2 separate regions of the Homo sapiens genome follow, and region 1 is linked to region 2. Evidence: read pairs that join two places in POLR2A ChIA-PET (ENCODE). Cell type or tissue: PC-9. All regions are shown on one strand. Each heading gives the region's core, and the rest is flanking DNA. Links, peaks and the distances in the headings are about the cores only.

Region 1 (15,944 bases), core at 6,953-10,952, 290 kb after region 2:
AGACAGCCCCAAGTCTTAGGCTAAGCAGATCATTTTTGTGGGGAGGGAAGAAGTCATAACAGAGCTTGGAAGCTCAGCACATATTTATATGCCAGATCCAGTTTTTACCAGACGTCTCAAAATGGTTCAAGAAAGTCAACGCATATGTACAGACAGGAAAGACAGCAAGCCTCCAAAGATAGATAGGAGCTGATTTAGAAGGCAGAGGGGAACAGTTATCGATCACAGCTTGCTTGTTACATGGCCTCATCTGCCCTGTAGATTCCAGGGAAACTGGGGACTTAATAACAATATCCTAGCTCGAGAAAGCTAGAAGCACAGAAGGGAGTGCCTATGAGTTTATCCCATCCTGTTTCCTTTTGTTTTATTATTTTCAAGGGGCACTTGTAATTTTAGTAAGACAACTGAAGAATCTTTTCAGCATAAATGGCATAAGAATTTTTAACCAACAAGATCCTTTCTTTCTCACTCTTTTCAACCAGCAAAACAGTAAGGGATAGACCAACTTTTGCTACTGAAAGGACTGATTTTTTTTTTTTTTTTTTTTTGAGACGGAGTCTTGCTCTGTCGCCCAGGCTGGAGTGCAGCGGCACAATCTCAGTTCACTACAACCTCCGCCTCCTGGGTTCAAGCAATTCTCCTGCCTCAGCCTGCGGAGTAGCTGGGACTACAGGTGTGTGCCACCATGCCCGGCTAGTTTTTTGTATTTTTAATAGAGATGGGGTTTCACCATGTTAGCCAGGATGGTCTCAATCTCCTGACCTTGTGATCCACCTGCCTCGGCCTCCCAAAGGACTGATTGTTTTATAGAACTTGATGTTGGGATAAAACTAGGGACCAGTGGTCCTAAATGCCCATTCCCTCCTCTAGCTGGTGGAAGTACTAGTAGCTCCTTAGGACATGCGTCCCCTTTAACATGTAGTTAATTATCAAACATATATTTGCAACACTACGTTAATGCAAATAAGAAATTTTGCTGCCTCTTCTCATAAAGTTTTCAAGTAAATAGTTCTTTATGGTTGCCCTACAGGTTATTGTTGGTTTGTTTGTCTTACTAACTTTTCCTTGGCTCTCACTCACCCAGACTCCTCATTGTTGACTGAGAACTCCTACATTTACTGGTAACCTTATTAAAATTAGACTCTGCATTTCATAATCTATGATGGTAACATTTTGTTCAATTTACTGACACACTTAAGTTGACCAAAATTACTTGAGCAGAAAGCTCTGTAAGAACCATTGATTGCTTTTATTCCTTTCCTGGGGCAAAATGCTTCAACTTCCTATAAGACAAGATCCTTCTCTTCAGATCCAGACCTGTTTCCCAGCAAAATCAACAACAGCTCTCACTGTTATTCCCAGTTGTTAATGGGCATGAACAACAGGATCTGCTCTGACAGAGCCAACCACACAGATAGAAAGATTTGGTGGCCTCTCCCTGGTATGATTTAAGGACAGTGGAAAAGTCTCTATACAGAAATCTCTCCCAGACTCCCTGAGCCCTGCTGCCTGAAACTCTACCATTAATGAATCATTTCTTTACATTCAGGATTGTCTTCTGGAGAACAATCTTCAAAGGGGCACCATATTTAAGTCAGTTTGGTGGCCAAGAGGGTGGGAAGGGGGCAATACAGAAAGAGAAAAAGAGGAAGAGAGTTGAAATAAAGGTGGTAACACAAGGCTTTGTGTGCTGACAGTCCTATTAAAGGCTGTTTTGCAACACTGGTGCAACCAGAGTGCATAACAATTATGAGAGAATGATTCCAGTATGGCTCAAACCCACATGCACATGCCTAATGTGGTCTTATTATTTATTTATATGAAAGCTTAATAAATAAGTACAGATTCAACCTGATTTGTAATCAGCCTGCTAACTCAATACAAATTATAGGTTCCTTTAAGACAGTGATTTTCAACTGTAGGCAATTTCACCCCACTCTCCCAGAGGTTATTGGCAATATCTGAAGACATTTTTTGGTTGTCACAAGTGTGGGGGTAGGGAAGAAGTTCCACTGGCATCGAATGTGTAGAGGTCAGAGATGATGCTAAACATCCTATAATGCTCAGGACAGCCTCTTCCCAATTGTCCATCCCCAAAGTCAACTGTGCCGCAGTTAGGAAACCCTGCTTTAGGATTATAGGCAAGTCGCCAGGCTTGCAGAGATGATAGAATTGTGATGTAATAATTTTCTCTTATGCTTTGCACTGGACCACAAATGCACGCATATAAACCATGAACATGAAATGTAGCCTCTGTTTGTTATTTGTCTTCAAAAATCCGTCACGATGTCCAGCCCCACAGTCTGCTATTTGGAGAGTTGGTTTTCGGGCCCCTTGTTTGATCTATTCCCTACCACCTCAGTAGCCAGAAGGAGCAGCTAGGAATCTTAGCCAATTCAAAGGAAGAGGCTCCGGGCCCCTGTTCAAGTGACACTCCTAATCAGTGAGTTCTTTGTGAGAAAATCTCCTATAAATAAATTGTTCAATTGATGGGTCTTGATGAGGAGCAAAAATGTCTTAGTTCCCAGCTTCTCACTATCCCAGCCAAATTCACAGCAGACAGATGCCATGTGAGGCCCTCTTCTAGCCGGGCAACTTCCATATTTCTCTTCCCTCTGCTGAGTGGTAATCCCCTCTGACCTTACCTCCACTACAATGTGGGTTCTTGAGCCTTCACATTTTCTTCTCCATCACACTCCCTCCTTCCCCACGAGCAAGAGCAGGTGACTAACAGCTGGTAAAGAAGGACCTGCCATTGGTTACCAGTTCCTTCAGTTGACTGACTGATGCACTTTTTTTTTTTTTTTTTTTTTTGAGATAGAGTCTCCCAGGCTGGGGTGCAGTGGCACGACCTCGGCTCACCACAACCTCCGCCTCCTGGGTTCAAGCGATTCTCCTGCCTCAGCCTCCCGAGTAGCTGGGATTACAGGCACCCACCACCAAGCCCTGCTAATTTTTTTTTTTTTTTTTTTAGTAGAGATGGGGTTTCACCACATTGGCCAGGCTAGTGTCAAGCTTCTCACTTTAAGTGATCCACCCACCTTGCCCTCCCAGAGTGCTAGGATTACAGGCGTGAGCTGCCATGACTGGTCGATTGATGCACTTTTAGTGACAACTCTCCACACTCAACAATAACCGCATAAGGGACTTGTGGAATCAAAGGGTTTCTCTATTCCTCTCTCCACTTGGGCAAAGCCACTCTAGACTCAAAAAGCTACAGAGAGATCTTGGGTGAGGGTAGACCATGTCCTAAAAGCCTGTTGCTTTGTCTGAAGGTAAGTCTGCTTTAGTCTTGAAAACTCATTTGGAAAAGGAGAGAGGTGTGATAAGAGGTGCATGCTCGGAAAGGACCCAGCATAGTCAGCCGTCCTTACCCAGGCACTCCCTGACTTAGGGACAATCCGCCAAGTTGGCTGAATCACTGGAAACCTGAGCTGGGAATGGAAGAAACGTTTTCAATCCTTTCTCAACCCAAACCCACACTACTCTTAAAAGAATAGCCTTAGCTGACAATCCTCTCTCTGCAGGCTTTCTTCTGGCTTCTGATTGTCGATCACTCAATTGATCTATTAATCAATTCTTCCCCTTAGGACTAGAACACCTAGACATACATATACACATGTAAAATAAATATTTTATATTTTCTCACAAATATCTACTGGACCTTACTTTAACAATGGAAGACTTCTTTTCTTTTAGTACCAGAAGTGCCCTGATCTAGCATCACAGAACTCTCCTTTCACTGTCCTATATTACTTCTGACTCTGATTATGAAGGTTCTGATAACATGTGCCTGTGGAATGCACCCTCTTGGCTAATGGAAGCATCGCTGTGCTGTAGTCACGATCTCTGTTCAGGAGACTCTGGTTTTAAGCTGATTGGGACCTGACTGGTATCTGTAGGATAAAAGAGAAATGTTGCTGAGTAGTGAAGAGAATATGTCCAGACCTCCAGCCAGAGGGAGAAAAGGAAGGAGGATGGGAGGGAACTGAGCTAATCTTCATTCTTCCAGAAGAGATACAGAGGCTGGAAAACATCTTATACATAACAGCCGAATCACGGCTCACTCCTCTTTATGCTCCTTTCCGTAAGGCACTAAGGGAAAAGAAAAATAAATTTTAAAAAAAGTTCCTTTTTTTCCTCTAGTTTTTATTCTTTTAGCCAAGTTGTGAGAAGCCACTGATTTCTACCCTATAAATTATTTAAAATTCCACCTTTGCATCAGGATTGGAAAATCAATCTCCCTGATTAAAAAGTGAACAGCTTCACGTTTCTAAATGTCTCTTTAATCTTTTAATTATGTCTGGTTACAGACAGCATGAGTCTCAAAGAAGCAGAGAACTGCACCCTGTGCTAACTCAACTCAAAAAAATCTATAAGTCCATCAGCCTTTTTACTTAGCCATCTGGCATTATTGCTGTCAGGTAGGCCTGCTTTCAGAAATACTGCCTAATGGACGACTCGGATCCTCTCATTAACATACTTCTATCTCAAGGTCGCATGTAAAGTTTCATTGGTTCTAATTTCTCCAACTAAAACAAAGTACTATAGGATCTAACTGGAGACTTTGCAGGTATGAAAGTCCAGTTTAATAAAAAGACTTGAGGCATGCAAATATTTGTGTATAGGCCTGAGAATTCTTTTTTTTTTAGACAGTCTTATTCTGTCACCCAGGCTGGAGTGCAGTGGTGCAATCTCTGCTCACTGCAATCCCTGCCTCCTGGGTTCAAGTGATTCTCCTGCCTCAGCCTCCCGAGTAGCTGGGATTATAGGTGCCCGCCACCACGCCCTGCTAATTTTCGTATTTTTAGTAGAGACAGGGTTTCACCAGGTTGGCCAGGTTGGTCTCAAACTCCTGGCCTCAAGCAATCTGCCTGTCTCGGCCTCCCAAAGTGCTGGGATTACAGGTGTGAGCCACCGCTCCCGGCCATAGGCCTGATAATTCAACCAAAGGCCACCATCATACACAGTGCAAGCCAAGGTAACCGAGTCAAATGTATACATTTGTAAATTGACTCCGGGTGCCAAGATTTTTGGAAGAAAAGTTACAAGCACTCCAACCACCCAATTACTCATGAAAAAGCTGCTCTTCTCTAGTGAGCTAGATGAAAAAACAGTCTCCAGAAGGCTTTCGATTGAGGGCAACAGATTACTACATGGAAAACAAGGAGAGGGAGATCCAGGCAAGCTTTTCAATGACTCTTGGAGAAGTCATTTATTACCTGTGTTGTTTGAAAATGCAGTGAAGTCTGCGATAGTGTGGCTCAAGAAACCAAAGTATTTCAAAACCCAAAACGCAGACATGCAGCTAGCTCTTCTTAACTCTACTCTCTGACGACCTGCAGCAGAAATCCCAGCTGACTAATAGGCTTTCTTAAACACTGTAAACCACCGTTTTAAAATACTCTTGCCATGATATGAATTGGACTGCAATTGTCACAGCCCCCTTCCCAGGTGTCTAGTGGAGCAAAGGCACCACATTTAGCGTTTTAAGGTTCAGTGTAAACAGAGACCAGAGCCGAGGCTCCAGAGAGACTCCTTTGAGTCGAAGTGGTGGATTCTGCTTCCCTCACTTGCAAGTCTTTGCATGGGTGGCGTGCACGGGCATACACAACACGGGTGAATCTGAAGCACCACAGTAAACGATCGCAGGCAAGAGGAGAGATTTCCTGGGGAGGTGCAGTAGTAAATGATGTCAGAAGTCAACCCTGCCTTCGGCCTGGCAAACTCAGTGGGCTTCCTCGGTCTAATGTAGGCTGGGCATTACCAGCACCTAGTGGAGGTGATGAGACAGCCAGGTGGGAGGAGATCCCTGGAGAAACTCTAGCTGGCTTGCCCACTAGGGTGGAGCCTCAGGAAATTCGTGCCCTTTGCACCAGGGAGGAGCCTGGGCTCTCCTCTTCCTGTGCGGAACCTGAGATTCCAACAGCTGGACGCAAAGCGCTCTAGCGGGGATTCTGGTCTAGGGAGAGTCCCTGTTTCCCCTTTTCTTCCTTTTTCATCAATAGAGCCCTGTCTTACTCACCAATCACATTGTCTGGGAGCCTGAATTTTCGTGGCCGTGGGACAGAGAACCGCATCTTTAGCTGAACTAAGGAAAAGTCCTGCAACAGTGACGTGTTCCACCATCTTGCCCACAATATGTTTATGATAATGTGAGTCTGTAAAACTCTTGGTTTTAAAGGACAACCTCTTCTTCTTTTCTTTCTTTCTTTCTTTTTTTTTTTTTCTTCGAGACGGAGTTTGGCTCTTGTTGACCAGGCTGGAGTGCAATGGTGCGATCTTGGCTCACCGCAACCTCCGCCTTCCGGGTTCAAGCGATTCTCCTGCCTCAGCCTCCGGAGTAGCTGGGATTACAGGCATGCGCAACCACGCCTGGCTAATTTTGTATTTTTAGTAGAGAGGGTTTCGCCATGTTGGTCAGTCTGGTCTCAAACTCCCGACCTCAGGTGATCCGCCCGCCTCGGCCTCCCAAAGTGCTGGGATTACAGGCGTGAGCCACCCTGCCCAGCCGACAGCCTCTTTTTCTATCCTTGTGTTTTACCAATCACCACCTCAATCTCTTGGAAATAATGAGGATTTGTATTCTCGAATATTTTTCTAATTTCAGCACTAGATGCTTCAAAATCCAGCCTTGAGCTAATTTAGATGCCCCAAGTAAGCTGATGTGGTATTATAATGGTGTGATGACTTCCCTTATAAAAACAACTTTAAAATGCTGCGTGTTTATGTACTTAAAATTTTTATTTTAAATCTCTTTTGTCTGAAGCCCTGTAATCTTCTTTGGAAAATACACACTGTACCTGGTTTTTTTTTTTTCCTATGGGATTGGAAGGATCTTCAGCTCAAAGCACTGCTTCAGAGCTAACCTTATTTAAAGTCGGGAACAGTGAATCAAGATAAATCATCAAACATTCATTAGGCATCTACATGGGCCAAGTGATAAAAGGGTTACAGGGATAATTAAACATACATATATATATGTTTATATATACACATTTAATATATATAAACATATATATAAGTTTAACTTATATGTTATTTAATATAGAATATATTAATATATTATATAAAAATATAAATTTAACATATATGTTAATATATATTAAACATATATGATAAAAGTTAATATATATAAAGGTTATATATTATGTGATATATAAGATATATGTTATATATAAGTTAATATATTATATATTTTCATATATTTTATATATAATATAGAGTATATATATTTTAATATATAATATTAATATTCATATATATATAGTATATATAGTATATAGTATATATAGTATATATAGTATATATATTTTTAATATATACTATATAGTATATATTTTTAATGTATATTTTAAATATATATACTATATTGTATATATATGATATATATAATATAGTATATATATTTAATACATATACTATATAGTATATATATTTTTAATATATATACTGTATTTTAATATATTAATATATTTATAATATATTAAAATATATACATATAATTTTTAACATATATAAGTTTAGTTATCCATATATAATTAAAGACAGAGATAAGTTTAGAGTTAAAGTCAAGAGAAACATGCTAAAATAACTAAGTAAATGCAAGGTAGAATAAGATCAATTCCAAAAGACAGGAACACTGATTTATGTGAAAAAGCTAAGTTTACATTTTAGTTATATCAACTTTGAATTTCCTAAGAGATAGAATGAGTGTGCAGATTGGTCATCATTAGCATAGAAGTAATAACTGGAGCCCTCAGAGTAGATGAGATACCCCAAGGGGGAAAAAAGAGAACAGAAAGACATGATTAGCAGTCATATTGAAGAAGGTAGAGGAGAATCTTAAAAGCATAAACTCAAAGAAGTCCTCGGAAAAGAGTTTAATGAAAAAAAGATGTTTAAAAGGTGTATTGCAGAGAGCTCAGGAAACACCAACAGAGAAGAGGTCATTGGTTGTGGGTTCCTTTGGAGCAAGGTCTGTGCCAAGTACAGTCGGGAATAAGCAAGGGAAGAGGGAGGCTTGGCCTCAGCACACGAAGGACTTCCAACATAGTTGGGAGGACAAACCCGACCGAAAGAACGGTATTAAAATTTAGTGCTAAATTCTAAATTGTGTGATGCCAATGATGGTAGCTGGGGCATTCTCTGATGGTCAGAGGTGCTGGCTGCCAGCGTGACTTTGACCCCACAGGGTGCAGAGGCAGATACTGTTCAGATTGCTGCCGTAAGAACAGCATTGAGGCTAGGATATAGATATATATTTTTTAAATAGCACTGATGTAGCATCATTGCTTAAGACAGATAACGATGAAGGGTGGTTTAAACAAACATTGCTCCTGCATTCGCAAATGTATTAGTGAATGGAAGATGCAACCGGAAATTACTGCACTCCAGCTCTGTGGGCGGAAGCTTGCAAACACATGAAAAAACACATGAACTCCTCAACTCACTGTCTCCTCTTGTCTTTTTATTTTCCTTGCAGGGCCTCACAGCCAAATCCTCTCTTATCGCCTGTGGGGCTGCCAAGGGAAATGATTGCCAAATGGGTTTTAAACTCAGAATGGCGACAACCTGATGCTTTAGACATAATGCCTCTTTCCCTTCAGAGGCACCTTTTTTGTATTCTTACTACAGTGTACCTAAGCATGGCTGGATCTGAAGTGTTATTTGAGTGTTTTAAATAAAGTGTTAGTGTTTTTTTAGCTCTATTTGCAGCACTAGTAATCCAGGAGCTTAGAAAAGAATGGTGGTTTATTAGTACCAGCAAATAATTAAGGAAGTGCAGTCTAAAGGAAGAAAGTAGCAAACAGTGATTCATATAGCAGGAAACTATCTCAACCCTTAGAATTCAAACATTCCTTTATTCATTCATTCATTCCTTCATTCATTCAATAAATATGCATGAAGTGCCAACTTTATACCCAGCATTGCACTAAGTGTGGGGTTACACAGAAAAATAGCATGTGGTCTCTGCACTTGAGAGGTTCAAGGTCTGGCCATCGAAGGAAGAAAAAATAATTATCTACCATTTATTTTGCACCTATGTCCCATCAAGAACTGCCCTGGGGCCCTTTATCTATTTTTGCTCGTTTAATACAATGAGTCTGTGAGTTAGGTATTACTCTTTAGTCTGACATAATAGAACATTGAGATGTCCCCAAATCAAGTAACCTGATCAAAGTTTCACAGCTAATATGTGGAATGCAAACCCAGCTGCCCTGGCCTCAAAGACCATGCTCTTTGTACTGCACCTTGAGGCCTCCCTGAAATGAATATGGCCTTCAATATGCCCTCAAAGATTACACAGACAGGTTTACAAATAATAACAATGTGATTGCTTTAATAATAACACCACTTCCAAGGCTTACTCAGGACTCTTCTCAGCACTGAAGACGACTTTGGAACCCACCTATGACACTGCATATACTCTGTTTTTGTTTTTGTTTTTGAGATGGTGTCTCACTCTGTCGCCCAGGCTGGAGTGCAGTGGCACAATCTCAGCTCACTGCAACCTCTGCGTCCTGGGTTCAAGCGATTCTCTTGCCTCAGTCTCCCGAGTAGCTGGGACTACAGGCACCTGCCATCATGCCCGGCCAATTTTTTGTATTTTTTTTTTTTAGTAGAGATGGGGTTTCGCCATGTTAGCCAGGATGGTCTCGATCTCCTGACCTCTTGATCCGCCCGTCTCGGACCCCCAAAGTGCTGGGATTACAGGCGTGAGCCACCATGCCCAGCCAACACTGCATATACTCTGAAGGGCAAACACTGGGAAGTCTCCTGAGGAGAAGATGTGTGTTTTGTGCTTCCTGCCCTCTCTAATGATGTCTTCTGTAAGGTATAGGACCTGCTAAGATACAGCTACATGGACCCATATCCCAGAGCCTTGGATTCCATCGCTTCCTACATGAAGAGCATCAAAAAAAATGATGCAGGCATTTTTATTCCCCTAAAGGGGAATGGTGCTTCCATTGTTTTAGGTGCATATTTCTACACTAAAACTAATTACGTCTCATGGTCCTTACCTGTTTTCCTTTTTTATTTTTATTTTTTTGAGACAAGGTCTCATTCTGTCACCGAGGCTGGAGTGCAGAGGCACGATCAGGGCTCACTGCAGGGTCAACCTCCCAGGCTCAAGCAATCCTCCCACCTTAGCCTCCTGAGTAGCTAGGATTACAGGTGCAAGCCACCGTGCCCAGCTAATATTTGTATTTTTTGTAGATGTGGGGTTTCGCCATGTTGCCCAGGCTGGTCTCGAACGCCTGGGCTCCAGCACTCCACCCGCCTTGGCCTCCCATAGTGCTGGGATTACAGGCATGAGCCTCTGTGCCCAGCTACCTCACCTGTTTTCTTGTTAGTCTCCCTCACTAGGGAAGCCCTCCACACTAGGAACTCTGTTCCGTTCACCATGATATATTCAGCTCATATAGCAGTTCATTGTACTTCGTAAGTGATCATTAAAATGTTTATCGAGGAAAAGAAGAAAACTTTAACTCTATTAACCCATTGTGGGTTTCGGGGTTTTTGTTTTGTTTTAAAGTTTATTTGCAAAGGTCTGCACAAAGTCCTAGAAGAATGGTCAACACAAAACTGAATAAGACCAACCCTGGCCCTGGTTAGCACATCTAATTTTCACATATTATTGGTTTAACTTAAAAAGGAAAACCCAGTTTTTGAGTTACCAACACTGAAATAAATGCTATGAAAACATGGCCTATAAATTCCCACACTGAGTTTATTTATCAGTGTGTTAAGGATCAATATTCCTTAAGAAATAAGCTAAAACTCAGAAGTAATTATCAATCAAATTACAAAATTTATAGCCACTTAGATGCAGGACATTGAAAACACACACACACACACACATTCACGTGTTTATTTCCACTCCTTAGAAACCCACTTAAGTGTCAGTAAAAGAATACAAAAGTTTAAATCCACAGGAACAAATGGAATGGCAGAAAAGACAACGGTGGACAAGAATATCAACAGATACCTGCTGGATAGAAAGCTATTGAAGAAGTGATGGTTTAAGCAGAACAGAAAAGGCTGGATTCTGTGAGCCTACAGAGGCAACTTAATAAAAAACAAGCCAGTCTTTCTTCAGAACTCTGGGAAGGTTCAGGAACTGGAGGCATGGGGCCTGCAGAAGGTGAAGGCGTGCAGTCAAGGGTGGATTGAAAGTCAATACAGTTATCTCCTTAGGTGCATCCATCATCATCACCTCCCACCTCCAAGACAGGTGGTTTATTTTCTCCAAAACAGGCTTCAAGACCAACACCCAAGGTACAGAAAGCAGTAACTGGGGCCATTATCAAAAATCTGAATCTTTAGATTAAAATGATCATTTGAGTGCCCAACAAAATAAGTAAAAAAAGACCCAACCAAGACACATCATTTTGAAATTTCAGCACTCCAGGGAAAGGACAATGTTTACATAAAAATGACAGAGAATCAGAGTGCTGTTGGACTTGTAAACAGAAACATTGAAAGCTAGAAGATAATAGTTTAATGCCTTTAAATTCAGAATGAGAATTATTTTTAACCTAGAATTCAATTCTTAGCCAAACTGCCAAACAAATGCAAGGGTAGAATAAAGATATTTTCAGGCAGGAAAGTTCTCAGTAAATTTACCTCACATGCACCCTTTCTCAGGAAGGGTGTGTCACCAAAATGAGAGAATAAAGCAAGAAAGAAGAAAACATGGAAACCAGGAAGGAGAGACTGCAACACAAGAGAGGTGAAGAGAATTGCCAGGATGATGGCAGAGGGAGGTCTTGGGATGACAGTAGTATAGGGGCCCAAAAGAACAACCAATAAAAGTTGGAAAAAGAAAGAAAAGGGCCCCAGGAAGGAGGCCTTGAGATACTGGTAGATTATCTGTTACGTATTACTATGTGGAACATTTTGGGAAACTGTTGGAAGTTGTGGCAGGACTTAGGGATAGTTATATACAAAGACAAGCTGGTGAAAAAAACAAGGTGATCATTAACTCCAAGAAAAACAAAAAGCTGTACAAGAAAGGAAAGGTAATTATAGTGTCGTGTAAGCTCAGTAGAGAACATTATTTACATAGTTATAATAATATTGACCCTGAATATTGATTTAACCAAAAAGGGGAACAAGAGGGAACAGTGTTGTGGAGACGTAAATCCTCACCAACTGTAATAGTCACTAAATAATGGTCTAGGAGGACATATATGTTACCCAGAAATATGGAGGTAAATACCAGAGGAAACAGCTAAAATTAATTTAAAGTAGCTGCCTCCAGGGAGAAGGACTGGTGGTAAAGAGGGTGGGCCAGGAGAATTGCTGTGTTTTGGTTTTGGTTTCCTTTATTTCTTAAAGCGCTTTAGTAAGATTTGACTTTTAAAAATGTGTACACTTATTTGGATAAATTTGTACTTATTTAAAAACATTAAGCTGCCATAACAGATTAGTAAAGAGGCTTATGATTAACAAATTAGATACATTTCTGCCCTCAAGGATCATGCAATTTAAACACAAATCTGAAAAAAAAACCATACAGATCATTTCCTAATATAACAAAGCCTAGATTTCAGAACCAATCTGTATGCATTTGCCTCTTCTTCTCTCCAATTTGTAGAAATATTTAAAGTGTGAAGAAGTTTCCTGAGTAGATACTCCCATGTTTTCCCGAGATGTTGAAGAGATTAATTACAAAATGTTTATCACAGTCTGAGTGAATATTTGTACACGGTAGCACTTGTTAACCAAAGCAGGGAAACTAACTGGTGGCAGGAGAATTTGTAGTGCCTTTATCTGAGTCTACATACAAACAGGGCCGGGCCTGGTGGTTCATATCTATAATCCCAGGGCTTTGGGAGGCCAAGGCAGGAGGGTCGCTTGAGTTCAGGAGTTTGAGACCAGCTTGGGCAACATAGTGAGAGGCTGTCTCTAAAATAAAAAATAAAAAAATTAGCTGGGCATGTGCCTGCCTGTGGTCCTAGCTACTTGGGAGGCTGAGGTGGGAGGAAGGCCAGGAATTCAAGGCTGCAATGAGCTATGATTGCACCACTACACTCCAGCCTGGGAAACAGAGCAAGACCCCATCCCTTAAAAATAAATAAATTCAAACAGAGAAGCCACCACAGATACATGGAGTTTGTGCCACAGCTTCAGGCACAATAGATATGCAACTTGATGGGTCGGAAGAAACTGGTCCATCCCTAATTCACAGAGAATGGTTTGGAAAGGAGGAAAGTTGTAGGTCAAATTGAGAGTCAGAATGGCCCTGGGGGTTCTCAGAAACCTGCAAGGGAAATAAGACACTCAAGGGTCACGGGAATGTAACCTGCTAATTCATCCCCAAACTGCAATGTCTTCATCACAGCAGAAATCCCTGGTAGACTAATAAAGACTTTTCGCCCAAAGCAGCATCACCGCCACAAAGCAATAGCTAGCCACCTCACAGCAATAATAATGTGTTAATGACTTTGATAAGAGAGGATACATATCATTATCACCTCTTAATTACCTTTTGGGCAATGAAAAAGCAGCTGTGGAATACACAAATCAAGGCGCTTGGGGAGGAAGTTTCCTTTAAAGTGGTCCCTGTGATGGTTAATTTTGTATTATTCTGCCTCCATTACTTGTCTTTTTTTTTTTTAAAGGTTACCTGCCATTTGTTAAGAAGCAAAGTACCAGCTTGTGCTTGATTCTGTGCATATTACAAACATGGTGTTTACCTATAGGAAGATCATTTCCTTTGGGCTTAGCATTGACCTCCTTATTGATTTCCCTCCTGCCTTCATATTCATGGAGCACAGCTCTACACATTTATTTTGCAAGCCAAGAACCAGGAGACACTTTGTAGAAACACTTCCTTAAGAGAAAGACAAGCCTTAGTTTTCATTTGCCTCTGCACCCAGCACAATGCATTGCATATAATAGCCAGTAAATGTAATCTGAACAAAATATATGTGTTCATTCCAGAGATTATAGCGGTTTCACTCTTTTAGTTTGGATACTGCTTTTGAGATCCTAAGTAATAAGCTGTATTTGTATGAGGGAATCTAGACCACCTTCGATTGCTCTGCACCTCAGTCACCAAGCCTTCTAAGCAGGAATAAGGGAATCATGCTGGCTCTGATACTCACATACCTTTCTGAGGGAGGGGAAATATAGCTTTAGTTCTCACCCACCAAGATCCTCATCAAACTCTCACCCCATCCTGTATATATGCGGGGTGTGGAATTCCCAAACATCATTCCTGAGTTGTCCTGTCCCCTAAAACTCTGCCTGGTGGCCAGCTAGGGAATTAGTGATTTTTTTTTCTTGAGATGGAGTCTTGCTCCGCCACCCAGGCTGGAGTGCAATGGCACAATCTCGGCTCACTGCAACCTCTGCCTCCCGGGTTCAAGCGATTCTCCTGCCTCAGCCTCCTGAGTAGCTGGGATTACAGGTGTACACCACCACCCCTAGCTATTTTTTGTATTTTTAGTAGAGACGGGGTTTTACCACGTTGGTCAGGCTGGTCTCAAACTCCTGACCTCGTGATCCACCCGTCTTGGCCTCCCAGAGTGCTGGGATTATAGGTGTGAGCCACTGCATCTGGCCAGAATGAGTGATTTTCTACAGTAGGTTAATGTCCTTTTCTTTTTCTCTCCACACAAAAGGCTGCCACCAACTTCACTTTTTCTTTGCAAGATGCTTTCTGCGAGTTTGAGGTCACCTGAACATAATTCCCATGACCACTTCAGGATTCCTGCTCTAATATTGTCTTGCCCTCAATGGAATTCTTTTTTAGCTGTATAAAATTCCTTGTTCATCTCTCAGTTATCAGCTATAATGTTTGATGGTTCTGAGGCAACTCATTTCTTTACAAGTTGGCAGACTCATTGCTAACTCTCCCAAGAGAGGTAAGAGGTAGGGGGAAAGAAGGAGAAAAAAAGCAAGGAGGGAGGGAGAGAGGAAGGGAGGGAAGGAAGGGGTAGGGATGGAGGGTGGGAGGGAAGGTAGGGAGGGAGAGATGGAATGTAGGGAGGAAGGGGAAGAAATATATTCAACTGGAAAAATTAAAATGCTGCTTCTTAAAGTGTGTCTGCCTTGTTATTTTTATTTTTTACCAGTTTTATTCTACCTTCTGTTTTGGGCCTGGAGCAGATGTAAAGGACTTACTGAAGCACTTTATATTCATGAACCCAGGGCAATCTAAATCTAAGATTATCTCTCAAATCTGAAGTTAACACAAAACCACAAATGATGAGTGGACAGCTGAGATGACTACAGATTCCATTATTTGGATGGGATAAAAATTGATTAGAAAAAGTATTATCTAGATTAACAGTCATCCTGATTTTTCTACAATGATTCTGTCTCTCCTTTTTTTTTTTTTTAAGTTGAACTGGTCTTTTGAATTTTGTTTGGTGGAGGGGGAGACAGTGCAGGCACATGCAATTCACCGGGCCAGGTAATATCTTTCCTGGACTTAATCAGACCTGGAGCAACTACCCTAGCTCCTTGCTCTCTCCTCCCACCAGTTGCTGCAGTCAGGCACAACCCTTTATCACACCTTGGACTTAGCAAGAACTGCATCTGTGACCTCAGAACAGATAAAAGTGCAGGTCATCGGAGAGGGCAGGAGAAAAGCCAGACATCCCTTTCTCTCCCATCCCACCCGGAGCAGCCTCCCTTCCCACTTTCACCAACACCCACCTCTCAGCCCCTTTTCTAAAGGCCCCCGATCCTTCTTTACCTCTGTTCTGGAAACCAGTCCTCGGTGGTACCCCAGAGGCTGACATTTTACTACAACAGAGAGTAATTTGTACTTTAGAGGACAGTGTTTGGGAATAGCCCATGATTAGTTTTTATAATCTAATGAATCCACCATTGAACTTGAGGCCGGCGCGGTTACTCACGCCTGTAATGCCAGCACTTTGGAAGGCAGAGGCGGGTGGATCACCTGATGTCAGGAGTTCGAGACC
Region 2 (15,944 bases), core at 8,225-12,224:
GGATCACCTGAGGTTGGGAGTTCGAGACCAGCATGACCAACATGGAGAAACCCTGTCTCTACTAAAAATACAAAATTAGCCGGGCGTGGTGGCGCATGCCTGTAACCCCAGCTACTCAGGAGGCTGAGACAGGAGAATCTCTTTAACACGGGAGGCGGAGGTTGCAGTGAGCCAAGATCGCGGCATTGCACTCTGGCCTGGCCGTCTCAAAAAAAAAAAAAAAAAAAAAAAAAAAAGACGCATTAATATAAAACTTACGATTAAAGAAATCAACTGATATCTATTTGGAACACATTTTTTCTCTCTGAAAAAATCACTCACCCTCACATATGGATACCAAAATGGTGATTTTTTTAAAGCACTGATGCATTTGAAAATTTCTCCAAAAGAAAGAAACTGTCTTTGTGGTAACATATTCCTTCTTAGATAAATGTGTCATAGCTATATCACTGGGTATACTAGATTCCATAGCTCTTCAGTTTAAAAAAAAAAAAAAGGTGTCTTATACACTCTATATTGTACAAAATCTAAAACTTGCATAACACAAATGGAAGCCATCTTGAAAAGTAAAATAAATAAATTACTATTGCAGAGAAAAAAGAATTACAGAACACAGTTATGCTGAAAACAATAGCTATGGGCAGAAAAAGTGACAAGACATATAGCAGCTCATTAAAAATTCAGAGGATATTGAAAAAGGCAAATTTAATTTGCCCACCTTCACCAAATAACGCTGAAGGACACCTGACAAATCCAACACATAAACCGTGTACTATGAAATTCAAACATTTACAAGTTCTATCATCCTCAGTCCTTGCTTCTTACCAGAAGGAAAGGGTGGAATGAAATCCATTTACTAAAAGCTTACCTCGACAGGAATGAAAAGGAATATAGGACCAGGCATGGTGGCTCACGCCTGTAATCCCAGCACTTTGGGAGGCCGAGGTGGGCGGATCACGAGGTCAGGAGATTGAGACCATCCTGGCTAACACGGTGAAACCCCGTCTCTCCTAAAAAAAAAATACAAAAAAATTAGCCGGGCGTGGTGGTGGGCGCCTGTAGTCCCAGCTACCTGGGAGACTGAGGCAGTGGAATGGCGTGAACCCGGGAGGAGCTTGCCGTGAGCCGAGATTGCGCCACTACACTCCAGCCTGGGCGACAGAATGAGACTCCGTCTTAAAAAAAAAAAAAAAAAAAAAAAATAGAATTGCCGGGCGCGGTGGCTCACGCCTGTAATCCCAGCACTTTGGGAGGCCGAGGTGGGCGGATCACGAGGTCAGGAGATCGAGACCATCTTGGCTAACAAGGTGAAACCCTATCTCTACTAAAAAAAAAAAAACAAAAAAACAAAAAAATTAGCCGGGCATGGTGGCGGGCGCCTGTAGTCCCAGCTACGCAGGAGGCTGAGGCAGGATAATAGCGTGAACCCGGGAGGCGGAGCTTGCAGTGAGCCAAGACTGTGCCACTGCACTCCAGCCTGGGCAACAGAGTGAGACTCCGTCTCAAAAAAAAAAAAAAAGAAAAGAATTATCAAGGACCAGGACGGGCACAGTGGCTCATGCCTGTAATTCCGGCACTTTGGGAGGCCGAGGTGAGTGGATCACCTGAGGTCAGGAGTTCGAGACCAGCCTGGTCAACAGGGTGAAACCCTGTCTCTACTAAAAATACAAAAAAATTAGCCGGGTGCGGTGGCATGCGCCTGTAATCCCAGCTACTCGGGAGGCTGACGCAGGAGAATCACCTGGGAGGCGGAGGTTGCAGTGAGCCGAGATTGCGCCATTGCACTCCAGCCTGGGTGACGACCCTTTGTTTCCTGATAGACATAGCTAATCATCAACTAAGAAAACTCAGACCTGGAGCATTTAAGTAACTTTTATTCCTGTACACATTGCCTCTTCCTGCTTCCCTACCCCTCAGCACCCCCACCACACCAATACAATACAATGCAGACTCTCTCTCATGATATCACCCATTCATACTCCATCCTCATTCACAATGGTCACAGAAGGAAGGAAAGGTTACAGCACCAGAAGCCGAAAGCTTGGTGTCACTCAGCACATATAGGGGCTACTGTGTCTAGGACACCAAAAAAGAGCAAAGAAGTAAAAAGCAACACCTCCACTTAGGAAGTGTGGCAGGGAAAATGAAAAAAATGCCGCAACATTTACGGAGAAATATAGCAAGAATCACTCACTGAGCACAAATCCTTACCCCCACTCCAGCCGACAAGGCCCTAGTGACCAGGCCTGTACTTGCCTCCAAAGCTCTCCATTTCTGGCAGCCACAGTGGTCTCTTTGGGTTTCCTCACACCAAACTCATTCTGTCTTGGAGCCTTTGCCCTGCCTGTACTCACTCCCACCTCAAATGCCCTTCCCCCTGATCTTCACAGGACAGGCTCCTCCTTGTAATCCAGATCTCAGTTTAGATGAAACCTCTTCAGAGACACCTCAGCTGACCTCCCAATCTGTAGCACCCGCCCCAGGCACCTTCCCATTGCCCTATTTGAATTCTGTGTATTGCAATATCTCATATTTTTCTCATTATGTTTTATTATTGACATTAATAGAGTCAAACCTTACTGTTTACAGATTCTGTATTTGCAAATTCACCTAACTTGCAGAAATTTACGTGTAACCCCAAAATCAATATGCATGGTGCTTTCCTGCTTTCTCAAACATGCACAGAGCAGTGAAAGTTCTAAGTTGCCCAACACACATTCCCAGCTGACGCTGAACAAGGTGACACGCTGCCTTCTTGTTTCAGCTTCAATCATGTAAACAAGTGTCATTTTTAATGCCATGTTCTTTGCATTTTTATGCTTTTTGTTGGTGATTTCACTGTTTGCAATGCCCCCCAGATGGAGGGCTGAAATGCTATTAATATCTAGTGTTACTAAGCGCAAGAAGTCTGTGATGTACCTTGCAGAGAAAAGGCACGTGTTTGCTAAGCTTCACTTAGGCATGAGTTGTAGCACTATTAGCCATGAGTTTAATGTTAATGAACCAATAATATACATTAAATTACACATATATTAAATATATGTATCAAATCTAAATGTAAATATATTTTAAAATACAAATAAAACATATTAAATAAAATACATGCTAAATAAAACACATAAAATAAGCATATGTGTTCATTGATGAAAATCTTGCAGCCAGAGGCTCTCAGGAACCTAACCCTGTATTTTCCCTAGGAGCAATGGTTCAGTATTTGCTAATTCAGTGTTCACAGCAACTTTACAGAACATTAACTCTCTCAGATCATGAGACTCAGTGTATTTATTTTTATTTTTATTTATTTATTTTTTGAGACGGAGTCTCACCCTGTCGCCCAGGCTGGAGTTCAGTGGCACGATCTCAGTTCACTGCAACCTCTGCCTCCCGGGTTCAAGAGATTCTCCTGCCCCAGCCTTCCGAGTAGCTGGGATTACAGGTGCGTGCCACCACACCTGGCTAATTTTTGTATTTTTAGTAGAGATGGGGTTTCACCATGTTGGCCAGGCTGGTCTCGAACTGCTGACCTCGTGATCAGCCGGCTTCGGCCTCCCAAAGTGCTGGGAATACAGGCATGAGCCACCGTGCCCGGCTCAGCGTATTCATTTTGGGAGTTCTCCACAGAAAGACATTTTACTGAATTTGTCTATTTTGCTTCCGCTAAACCGGACCACAGCTGATGGTGATGAAAGTAACAGAGAAATAGTTAAAAGCTTGATTGTTGTCCTTAATTCAGTTTCAAATAAATTTCTGCATGCAGACGAAGTGGGTTTACACAGCTATGGCATAATTTATTATTCCCTGAGAGCAAGGACTACGCCTGTCTTGCACAGAGATATGGCTCACCAATGCCTACAAACAACGTCTAGCACCAAGTGGGTTCCCACTAAAAATCTCATATATGAATGAAATACTCCATGCCAAACGAAATCCTATTTCTTATACTTATTTCCCCTGAAAAACAATATACCAAGTCTAAGGTACTAAATTCTTCCTTCCATTTAGCTTGGGTGGATACAAAATTTGAGGCAATGACATTATAAAGACAAGGTCAAGGAGTTCAAAAACAGAGATCTGGGTTTGAATTCTCTGAACTGCTACACGTGTGAGCTTGGAGACTACACTTTCCCTCTCAGAATCTCACTTTTTTTGTCTAAAAATTAGGGATAATACCACCTCCAGCAGATGATTGTGATACATCAATGTGATAATGTATATACAATTTCTAATACCTTGCTTCACACCTAACAGGCACTGAATAAAGACCATTCCTTCAAGCCTACGTGGAATCATGAGTCACACAGAGTAGCATCGCCAGAGGGAACAGAAAGTCCTCACTTGATACGGCAGAAACAGGAACAGGGTTAGGTAGTCTCCGGCAGGCTGGTCAGTTTTGATCTTTACAACTTGGTTGATGATCACCTCAGCCCTACCTTCAAAAGCGATTCCTGTCCACAGGGGTTGGTAACTGCCTTCCCCTTTACACAAAAAACAAGAAAAAAAATGGTGAAAATCCACAGCCTCCTTTGTCTTTATTTGCATTTGCTTTTGTTTAATTGTAGCAAAATATACATAACATAAAAATTTACCATTTTGGCCGGGTGTGGTGGCTCATGTCTGTAATCCCAGCACTTTGGGAGGCCTGGCGGATCACAAGGTCAGGAGTTCACGACTAGCCTGACAAACATAGTGAAACCCTGTCAATACTAAAAATACAAGAATTAGCTAGACGTAGTGGAACACACCTGTAATCCCAGCTACTTAGGAGGCTGAGGTAGAAGAATCACTTGAACCCGGGAGGCAGAGGTTGCAGTGATCCAAGATTACGCCACTGTACTCCAGCCTGGGCAACAGAGTGAGACTCCAAGACTTCGAGATTCTGTCTCCAAAAAAAAAAAAAAAAAACCATTTTAACCATTTTTTTAAAGTATCTTCTTTCTTAAACGCAGTCTCTGACAGGGGCTGCATAAAGATATGCATGAGATTTGGCCTTGAGAATATTGTAAGATTGCATATAATGCTCCTAAGCTTAGATGTATGACCCCCAACCAATTTTCCACTACTTTCTACTGAATGCCTCACTTGAGCAACAGACATTCTCCTAAAACTTCGTCTGCCATTCTCATTCTTGAAACTTTACTATTACATTTTGTGGGTGAATCTCTATTTTACATAATCTACCAAAATTTCCTAGCTGGCATGATGAAACGAGTTTTTAAAATTTCTTCCTGCCTATATATTTTTCTGTGGTGAGGAAGTTGGATGATGTCTAACACCCATTTGAGGTCTCACATATTATAATTCTGTTATTAAAATCACAGGAATGATTATACACCACACTATCTACACACAGGGTAAAATGTTGCTTCAGTTAGCACAGACCAAAAATGGCATGCTTACAGTATCACACATTCCCAAACAAAGCATATCAAGCTTTGTATAACTGCCACTGAAATAGCTGCAAGAAAAACAAACACCATTTCAGTGACCTCACACAACCTCATTCTATAAACATTACAAAAACTCCTTTTACACTGATCTGTTTAAGGCAGCAAGACTTAAGGGTTGACTGATAAAGCTTTCGTGTGAGTTCAATTAGTTTTTTAAAAAACCAAGTGAGTTTTGCAGAACTTATTGGCAGATTAACGTAGGAGAGCTGAGCAGCAAGCTTGCCTTCGTCAGAGGAATGAAGCGAGCTGTGGCTTTGGGTCTCTCGCATGGGACTTCTGACCTGAGAAGAATGCGATCATAGGCCCAGTGAGCTACCACAGATGTTCCCCTATCGCCTTGATATCGCCTCGACTCATCACTTGTCTCACTTAGTCCTCAAAGGTAGGTATCATGTTCAAGTATTTCAGACTTTCTAACATATTTGTCCACTTCTGTGGCATTTCAAGAACCACCTTATTAGCAAACAAAGCCACCCACTGAATGTGTTCAGAATTACAAACGCACGCTCCTATGCTTTTCCTACATGAGTGATATCCAAACACATTCCATCAGAAACACTTTATTCCAGTTATCTACTACACAGCTGGCAATTCCAATATAGGAAGGAATCCTCTCCTTGTCCACAGGACAAAACACTGCTAACATGTAAATGTACTGGAGTTCTGCTTCTGTGTATGAAGTATTAAATGCAACAGGAGGAGGAGGAGTGTGTGGGAGAAAGAAAAGAGAAAAGAAATAATAAAATAGGCTAAGCATGGTGGCTCACACCTGTAATCCCAGCACTTCTCAAAAAGAAAGGAAATAATAAAATAATGGATTTCAAACCCAACCATCTGGATAATTGCATTAAATGCAAATGATCCAAACATTACAGTTAAAAGGACTGCTAAAAAACTTACAAGTAGCATCACATTTAATTGTGAAAGACTAAGTGCTGTGCCGGGCGTGGTGGCTCACGCCTGTAATCCCAACACTTTGGGAGGCAGAGGCGGGTGGATCACCTGAGGTCAGGAGTTCAAGACCACCCTGACTAACATGGTGAAACCCCATCTCTACTAAAAATACAAAAATTAGCTGGGCATAGTGGCAGGCACCTATAATCCCAGCTACTCAGGAGGCTGAGGCAGGAGAATCACTTGAACCCAGGAGGCGGAGGTTGCAGTGAGCCGAGATCGCACCATTGCACTCCAGCCTAGGTGACAGAGAGGGACTCCGTCTCAAAAAAAAAAAAACTAAGTGCTTTGACTTCATGTTTGTTCATTAAAAATGACTCATAAAGAAAGGGAGCTGACAAGCCACAAACTTGGAGAGAATGTCTAAAAGACACATAAAATGCTACTACCTAGAATTTATAAAGAGCTCCTACAAAAAAGCAAATTACAGCCAGACACAATGGCACATGCCTGTGGTCCCAGCTACTAAGAAGGCTAAGGCAGGAGGATCACTTGAGCCCAAGAACAGACCATCCTGGGCAACATAGTGAGACCTCATCTCAAAAAAAAAAAAAAAAAATACAGACCATAGAAGAAGTGACAAATGCAAATATTCATTTGCATAGAAATGGCCAATAATATATGTAAAGATGTACAATCTCATTAAGTATCCAGAAATACAAATTAAAAGAAACTATGCTAAACACAATACCAAAGGTAAGTTTGCAATGGTGTTGAATGATAGGAATATTTTACTCATTACTCATGAATGTTTGTCCCAACCACCTTGAAAAACAAGCCTGCACCAACTCAGGAAGTGGAATATATGCATGCCCTGTAATCCAGTTATTCTCCTTGGGAATATATCCCAGAAAAACTGTGTACCAGTTGCTCTGTGTACCAGGATACAAGAATGTCCACAGCAGTATTATTTGCAATGACCCAAACTGCAAACTACTTGACTTAGTTTAGCTCCTCTCAGAAGCAGACCCTAAGACAAAAATTAAGTTTATTTAGAAGAAAAAAATAAACAAAAAAAACTGGTAGGGGTATGGGGGAGTAAGACAGGGAAGAAAAGGCAGCCAATAAACGGTGTACCATTAAACCAACTACTGTGTGAGTCACTGGGGCATCGTCTCATAGAGAAACTAGGGGAACTGCAATTATCCAAGGGAGCTGCGGTATTTACACCCCAACTCCCCAGAGTCATTGGTTGAGACCTGCCCCCAGGGGCACTCCTGGCTTTCTGTGATGTGCAAGGCTTTCTGTAGTTGGGATGGAGAGGAGAGCGCTTAGACACAGATGCAGATAATGCATCTGGAGGTTGATGAGTGCATCACGAAACAGCTAAAAGACGTGGGTGAGGAACTGACAGAATCTGCTACAAAACAAAACCCACAAGTACACTGACAGGAAATGGATAAACTGAGGTACATTCATACACAGTAGTACTATACAGCAATGAAAATAAATGTATAAAGTTGCGCACATCACAAAACATATAACGTTAATTTTTAAAAAGGCGATAGAAGAAACACAGTACAGTTTCATGTATTTGAAGCTTTAAAACATGCAAAATAAAGCAATTATTAGTTAGGGACACATATATGGCGAAATCATGAAGGAACACAAGAAAATGGAAAACAAAAATGTCAGGATGCTGACTTATGTAAAATATGCTAAGAGACTAAACGTGTTTGAAATTATCAAAATTACATTTTATTTTGGAGAAATTAACTTTAATTGAAAAGGGAAAAGTTGTATCTGAGGTACGGGTGAGGAGGAATAATTGAAAGATAAAACAGAATTGAGACTGTTCTATGCTGGATGGCAGACGCATGGGTCAGCCTTTTATTGCTGTCTATTTCAGAAATGTATGTACACTTTTTATGCATAAAATATTTCAAAAAAGTAAAAGATTGAAATAAAAGATATCAAAACATTCACATAACTTCTCTGAGTGGAAGAATAATGGATTTTCTTTTCTTCTTTTTACTTTTCTGTATTTTCCGCAATAAATGTACATTCTTTTTGTATTAATAAAACAATTTGAAATTAATCATTTCCTCATAACCCCCCCTTATCTCCTAATTCTAGTTCTACCACCTTACACACATGGCCAATCTAGAAAAAGAGGGAAATCAGTTACTTGATTCCCTGTTGTGGTTATTAAGTTACACAGAGATCCCTGGTTTGCTAATTCAGCTGCAAATTTACATTTGCCCACAGGCACTGAAGCCAAAAAAAAAAAAAAAAAAAAAAGTAGGCCAATTCTAAAATAAATCATCCAGTGGGCAATTAAATACTTGATAAAAATTGAAGGGAAGAAAGAATCAGAACTCTATAGGTTAAATCCTATTATAACCAATTTCATATGACAGTTTCTATTCTCTCCTGAGGGATTTTGAGTGGAATTCAGGTTATGCCAAACGTTGCTTGAAAAGATTGAAGTATTTAAAGAATATTAAGAGACACAATGTGTTAGTAACAATCACAATCACAATTTTTATTTTGAAAGACAAATTATACCTGTAAAGGGGGAACAGACTGCATGGTCTACATCACTATTGAATATGGGAAGACTGAAGCTCCAAGATGCTTGAAATAACCAACTTGTGTATTCATCAAATGCCTTGTATATTTTGTCAAACCATTAAAAACTAAAATCATTACTGCTGGTCTCAGAGGTTATGTCTATCAAACAACTGGTTCCACTATTTGAATATAAATTTATAATCAATATCAGTCATCCTATCAATGCTAGAACAGAATAAATGTTCTTTACGGGTTGCAAAAACTTATTATTATAGTCACTACTAGAAAACGGGTGAATTTGTGATGCCCTACGATGTATTTGTCCATTCTATTAGCAGCATCATGTTTTGATGATGTACCAGTTAATATGTCTTCCTTTGGGACTCCAAAATCATTAAGGTTTATGTATTCATAATCTGAGAGGCCTAAGTGAATAGGCTTGAGGGCCCCAGGAGCACTTAAAAGCTAGTTGGGAAGAAAAGTGCCTGCCCAAATAGCTTTTGCAGAGCAACAGACCGTAAATCTCCTTTGTGAGCTCAGATAAGCTTGGACTGAAGAGGACTCTCATAAACTCCTGCTTATCCAAACTGCAATATCTGCCTCTGTGAGTTTCTAGCCCTGACCCCTGACAGCCCCTTCCATTTAACCTGTTCTTTCAGTGTGACTGTGTATAACAAGGGTTGTGCAGGAATGCCGCATGCCCTACAATATTTATTTCAATCCAAAATTCTCTTAACCAAGCTTGGGGGCTGCAGGTTTTGTACCACAGTGTCTGAAACAGAAGAGAAAAAAGAAGAGGGCCTCAAATTTCGAGGTATAACAGTATGTACCTCGTAACTATAGTTTACAAGAGCAGCCAAACGTATTATACTAAGAACCTTAATTTAGAAAAATCCAGTAGCCCACAAAGGCTGAAAGATTTAAAAAAAAAATTGGAGTCAATCACAAAAATAACCAATGTAATTTTTTCTAAAAAAAAAAAATACTAACCTCTGAACCATGTATTGTTTTCTGTTTAATAAAAGAAAAATATTTTCTGGTTTTCTAATATAAAAGGCCAACTTCAAAGGAGCTTTATAAGTACCATAAGGTAGTATTGTCACCCAGGCAATTTCAAAAGGTCTTTCAAACCACCCTCAGATAACTAATCTGTTACTTGGCAACTCTTATGAGAAAACATCTTTAAAGAGTCCATAAACAATCATTATCTTTAAACAGCATCCCAAAAACTAAAATCCCTGGATAACATAGATTTTTCATTTTTACCTCTCTCAGACTCTATCTCACAACTCCTTCTCTAATTTAAAAATAATAATAATTTAAAAGCTAATGAGAAGAAGTCCTACAACAGATTCTGTAAAAATGCACCTTGCAAAAATGGGTGTCAAATAAAATCTATCTTTGAATTTAGAGAAAAGACAGAGAGGCAATAAAAGGATACAAGTTTAAATGAGGAAAAATCTTTACATCATCATTTACTTTTCCATTTTAATTAAACTTGAATTCCAAATGATGCTGAGTTTATTAACAAGATAATTCTTTATAAGTCACTACTGAGCAGGTTCCATAAGAATTTTATGGTCTGTCAATATCAAATGGTAAAGAGTAATCTAAGAATTTAGTGAGTCAATAAAATAAAAGGCATTCACAGTACACCCACACGTAACCTGAGAACTCCCTTGAGGACTAGGGGGGTGGTTTCAAGTGACTTTCAACATCACCAATTAAAGCAACAGCTTCGGCATTAAATATGCCATTTGCACCTCAATCTACTTCATCTCCCTCTCCAACCAACAGACAGCTCCCTGAATACAGTTGCACAAGTGCCCACTATGTATCTTGAGAGATGAAATTAGAATTTTTATGGCTGGGAAGTATTTACAGATCACATAAATACTTACACAGATCAGAGAAGTGAAATAAATTTTGAATCACCAAAATATACTACTTTCCGGGGTGCTCTGTTTACCCCAACTAAGCTCTATTTACTACAGTGCTATTTTTTAAGGCCTTCAGGAGTTCCAGGCTCATACCTTTACTAAAACACAGTGTAAGGATTCCAGATTTCCAGTGTCCTAAAATCAGTGTCCTCTTTAGGTTAAGTGTAAATGAGTGAGTATGTGTGGGTGGGGAGAAAAGGGTTGAGAAGATGTTGAAGAGGAGACAGAGTATCTTGAAAGGAAATTCCTCTTAACCCAACATGAGATTTTTGGAAATTCAGGACAGTTCAGGGTAACATGAAGTATCACTTAAGTAAGAAGGTGCATGAAGACACTTACGTTAGAATTCTCTATATTCTTGAATAAATTATAAGATGGCAGAAATCTAACAATCTGAGAATTATAATCCAATTTTCAGCATTGCAATGCTGGGTCATGTTTTACTTTTTCTAGCAATATCTTATTTTAATTCAATATTTACAAGAAAGGAAAGTTAAGTAGCATAACTCAAAATTCTGATGTTATACTGGAAAACATTTCTGTCAAATAGGAAAATAGCTCTACACATGGCTGTTTCTCCTCTGAAATTACATTGATGTCGACCTCTCCTCTTCTATAGAGGAACTTTACCACCACGGAAGGCCAGGATTACATTCAGTGAATACGTGAATAATTCCCACTGCATTAGCGTTAATGCAACTGCCACAATCATTTACACTAACACCCTTTTACACAACTACTATGACTTCTGCTAACAACTCAGCTGTTACGTCTACATTTTTTACAAGATAATAATATATGTGGTAAAGCCACCAAGGGCCGTGGCAGAAACACCAAATGTAGAGGGCCTTGAGGGTTGAATAAGCCCATTGTCTGTTTTCAAACAAGAGGGCTGTATTCATGTTGAAACCAGAGTATAAAAAGTAGATTAGAACAAAGCCTTAAAATCAGAAACAAATCAAAAGTAGCTGAAAACCCACTCACATGTTTTAAACTACAATTTCTATGCTTGGCATTGTTTGTATATTTCCATTACAAAATAAACGTGAAGATGATAGAAATTTATGAGGGCAGCACGTTCATAGAAGAGGTACTTTTTTTCTTTTTTCAATTTATCTTGAATATTTAAAATGGCTTTTGGGGGAGAAGAATATCCTTACCATTTTAAAAACATATAAAGTGAGCTGGAGATTTGTCAACTTATTAAGGACTTGATTTTATGCTTCAGTCAAAGATATGTTACACTAGAGAAATAATATTATTTTATACTTATGCTCTCTGTACAGTTTATTAATAAGCAGTTTCATGTAAATTACCTTAATCCTTATAACAACCCTGTGAGGTAAGTATGGTTGGTCCATAGGTGGATTAAAACCCTGCGTCTCAGTGTAGAAGATATTTGTCATGTTTTCCCCCTGGTTAGCACCTTTTGAACACCCTTGATGTAGCTGGATAATTTTCAGCTAATAAGTCCCACTTTCCAATTAAAGAACTCAGAAAACTTCGTTCTCCAGTCTCCTTTGCAGCTAGGGTGACTTCAGTACCACCAATCAGATTCACCCTTGAACAACTTGGATTCACATGCGGGCAACTTGCAGGAGGAAGCGACATACCGGTATGGATTTGACATGGTTTTATTACAGGTAAGGATGGCAATCATGGTATCCAGCTTAGGGGGCCAGTGATGGTTGCAAGGCTGCCTTCTCAGAGCAGGCAGATTTCCTGGCAGCATTAGAAACCACAGCAACCGGTCGGGTGCGATGCCTCATGCCCGTAATGCTAGCACTTTGGGAGGCTGAGGAGGGCAGATCACTTGAGGTCAGGAGTTCAAGACTAGCCTGGCCAACATGGTGAAACCCTGCCTCCACTAAAAACACAAAAAATTGGCCAGGCGCGGTGGTCACACCTGTAATCCCAGCACTTTGGGAGGCCGAGGCGGGCGGATCACGAGGTCAGGAGATTGAGACCATCCTAGCTAACACGGTGAAACCCCATCTCTACTAAAAATACAAAAAATTAGCCGGGCGTGGTGGCAGGCACCTGTAGTCCCAGCTACTCGGGAGGCTGAGGCAGGAGAATGGTGTGAACCTGGGAGGAGGAGCTTGCAGTGAGCCGAGATCCATGCCACTGCACTCCAGCCTGGGCGACAGAGCGAGACTCCGTCTCAAAAAAAAAAAAAAAAAAAATACAAAAAATTAGCTGGGCGTAGTGGTGGGCACCTGTAATCCCAACTACTCCGGAGGCTGAGGCAGGAGAATCACTTGAACCTGGGAGGCAGAGGTTGCAGTGAGCCGAGATAGCGCCACTGTACTCCAGCCTAGGTGACAGAGCAAGACTCCAACTTAAAAAAAAAAAAAAAAAAAAGAAAGAAAGAAAGAAACCACAGCATTCAGGGCTCAAGGGGGCAGCACAGGTGGTGACGGTTTCCTCTTTAGGCCAGTTCTTTGCCATGGTTTTGGAAACTGTTTCCGAAACGTTTAGCTATGTGCCTAGTTCTTCAGCCTTCCCAAGGCGACCACAAGCTTCTCAATATCCTCTCAATAAATTCCATTTCTGCTTAACCAGAGTCCGTTTCTGTCGCTTACAATTAGGGACCCTGATTCAAACATTTACTGAGGTTGTCGCACAATATTCATTCTCTTTGGGAAGTCTTCTCTGGCCAAGCAACCTTTAGCCTAAGTCCAAAGGGATGCATAAGACTCAACCAAGCCAAGGTTGAGGTGTTGAGGTGGGGAAAGGGGAATGGTATTGTAGGCAGAGGGCCAGGCAGTGCAAAGGCCCTGTGGTGGAAAAGATGAACCACTGGTCTTGAGCATAGTGAATGGCATGGGGGAGAACTTAATGAAATGAGGCAAACAGGTGAGCAGAGGCCGGTGTACAAGGGCATGGTCACACATGTTTCACCTCTAGGCCTGCATGTCAGAAAAGAAAATTTCTCTATTAAGCCAAAATAAAAGTAGACATAAGCAACACACATTTGAAATTTTACCCTGAGAAGTTTCAGAGTAAGAAAGACCAATACCCCAACTACCAGGTACGGTTCCAAACACGTAAAAATAGTGATAATGTTGATAATGTTTCCCCTACATGCTTTTTTTTTTTTTTTTTTTGAGATAGGGTCTCACTGTATTGCTCAGGCTGGAGTGCAGTGGTGGGATCTCAGCTCATTGCAACCTCTACCTCCTGGGCTCAAGCAACGCTCCCACCTCAGCCTCCCTAGTAGCTGGGACTACAGGCACACACCACCACACCTGGCTAATTTTATATCCTTTCTTATACACACAGAAACATTCCCATGTTCTTCAAGTATTCAAGTAATAGCCCAGCCGTAAAAGCTTATCAAACAGCACAATGGATCTGGACTGAGGAAACCTGTGTCTGAGCACTTAAGCAAAACTTACTAAATCCATAATCTTAGAAAAATTACATGCATTATCTGGGCAGGTTGCCCAAATCAATAAGATACAGAAGTATCTGCTGCCCTCCATACCTCATGGAATTTTAAGGCTCACATAAGCCAAGAGATGTGCAAGATCTATATATTAGGTATTATTAGTAAGGAGTAATTGTGATGACAATAATAGCTATTAGGAAATGTCACTGGGCATGGTGGCTCATACCTGTAATCCCAGCATTTTGGGAGGCCAAGGCAGGAGGATCCATTGATCCTGGGAGTTCAAGACCAGCCTGGGCAACATAGAGAGACCCTGTCTCTACAAAAAATAAAAACTAAAAAATTAGCCAGGCATGGTGATACACGTCTGTGGTGTTAGCTACTCAGAGGCTGAGGCTGGAGGATCGCTTGAGCCCAGGAGGCAGAGGTTGCAATGAGCCATGACCGTGCCACTGCAGTCCAGCCTGGGTGACAGGGTGAGGCCTTGTCTCAAAAAAAAATTAAAAAAATTAAAAAATTTGACCAAATGCAAAGTACTTTGGGATGGTTTATCTTTTCAGTTCTAAACTATTTAGTGGAAATTTCTATGTGGAATTTTTGGCTGCCATGGTTTTGACCTCAAACAAACTCACAATCTAGAAGACATAAACAAGTATACTGCAGCATTATAAATGGTAACAGATAAACCACCATTTTCAGAACAACACATACTTTGTCTTACTCATCTTTGTATCTCTAGTATCTAGGTGGCAGTACCTTAAAGATAGTAAGCAAGATATTGTCTTTGCCTGCATCTAGTTAAGTCATTCCCCAATTTGAATGTTAAAGATAATGAAACAAATCACAAAGTGAATGCTTAGAAACCAATCTAGTTGCTGGGCGCGGTGGCTCACGCCTATAATGCCAGGAGGGAGGCCGGGGCGGGTGGATCACGAGGAGTTCAAGATCAGCCTGGCCAACATGGTGAAACCCCATCTCTACTAAAAACTACAAAAAGTAGCTGGGTGTGGTGGCCCGCGCCTGTGGTTCCAGCTACTCGGGAGGCTGAGGCAGAAGAATCGCTTGAACCCGGGAGGTGGAGGTTGCAGTGAGCCGTGATCGTGTCACTGCACTCCATCCTGGGCGACAGGGCGAGGCTCTGTCTCAAAAAAAAAAAGGAACCAATCTAGTTTGGCCAACTATGCAGCCAAATCCATGATAACCAAGTTTGAAAGGTTTCATTTAATCTTCAGCATATTTCACCACAGAACAGTATAGAGATGGTGGATTTATTATAAAAATATTTGGCCCCTGGCCAGGCACAGTGGCTCATGCCTGTAATCCCAGCACTTTGGGAGACAGAGGCGGGCGGATCACGAGGTCAGGTGATCGTGACCATCCCAGCTAACAGGGTAAAACCCCATCTCTACTAAAAATACAAAAAATTAGCCTGGCGTGGTGGCACACGCCTGTAATCCCAGCTACTCCAGAGGCTGAGGCAGGTGAATTGCTTGAACTTGGGAGGCGGAGGTTGCAGTGAAAGGAGATCGCGCCACTGCACTTCAGCCTGGGCTACAGAGTGAGACTCCGTCTCAAAAAATAAAAATAATAAATATATATATTTGGCCGGGCTCAGTGGCTCACGCCTGTAATTCCACCACTTTGGGAAGCTGAGGCAGGCAGCGGATCACCTGCGGTCAGGAGTTTGAGACCAGC

The links. ChIA-PET counts read pairs that join two places held together with the same protein. Peaks named below come from ENCODE experiments on the same cell type or tissue, not always from the same donor. Only the 100,000 strongest peaks of a DNase experiment are listed, where the experiment ranks them.
Region 1: POLR2A ChIA-PET joins it to region 2 with 6 read pairs; 2 of 35 experiments call an interaction of 5 or more read pairs at or near these places.

What each region holds. Positions count from the first base shown.
Region 1 is chr6:21,447,783-21,463,726 of GRCh38, reverse strand. No RefSeq gene overlaps it. Among named protein-coding and RNA genes, the nearest start is that of LINC00581, 56 kb to the left of the region's middle. In PC-9, for the core only: no CTCF peak of the experiment used is centred there; no DNase peak of the experiment used is centred there.
Region 2 is chr6:21,743,459-21,759,402 of GRCh38, reverse strand. All of the region lies in intron 2 of CASC15 (cancer susceptibility 15), which reads right to left. It overlaps LOC124901274 (a long non-coding RNA gene), which reads right to left and starts at 4,703. Exons shown (of 2, transcript XR_007059492.1): 1 at 4,587-4,703; 2 at 3,764-4,475. In PC-9, for the core only: no CTCF peak of the experiment used is centred there; a DNase peak (open chromatin) is centred at 10,562.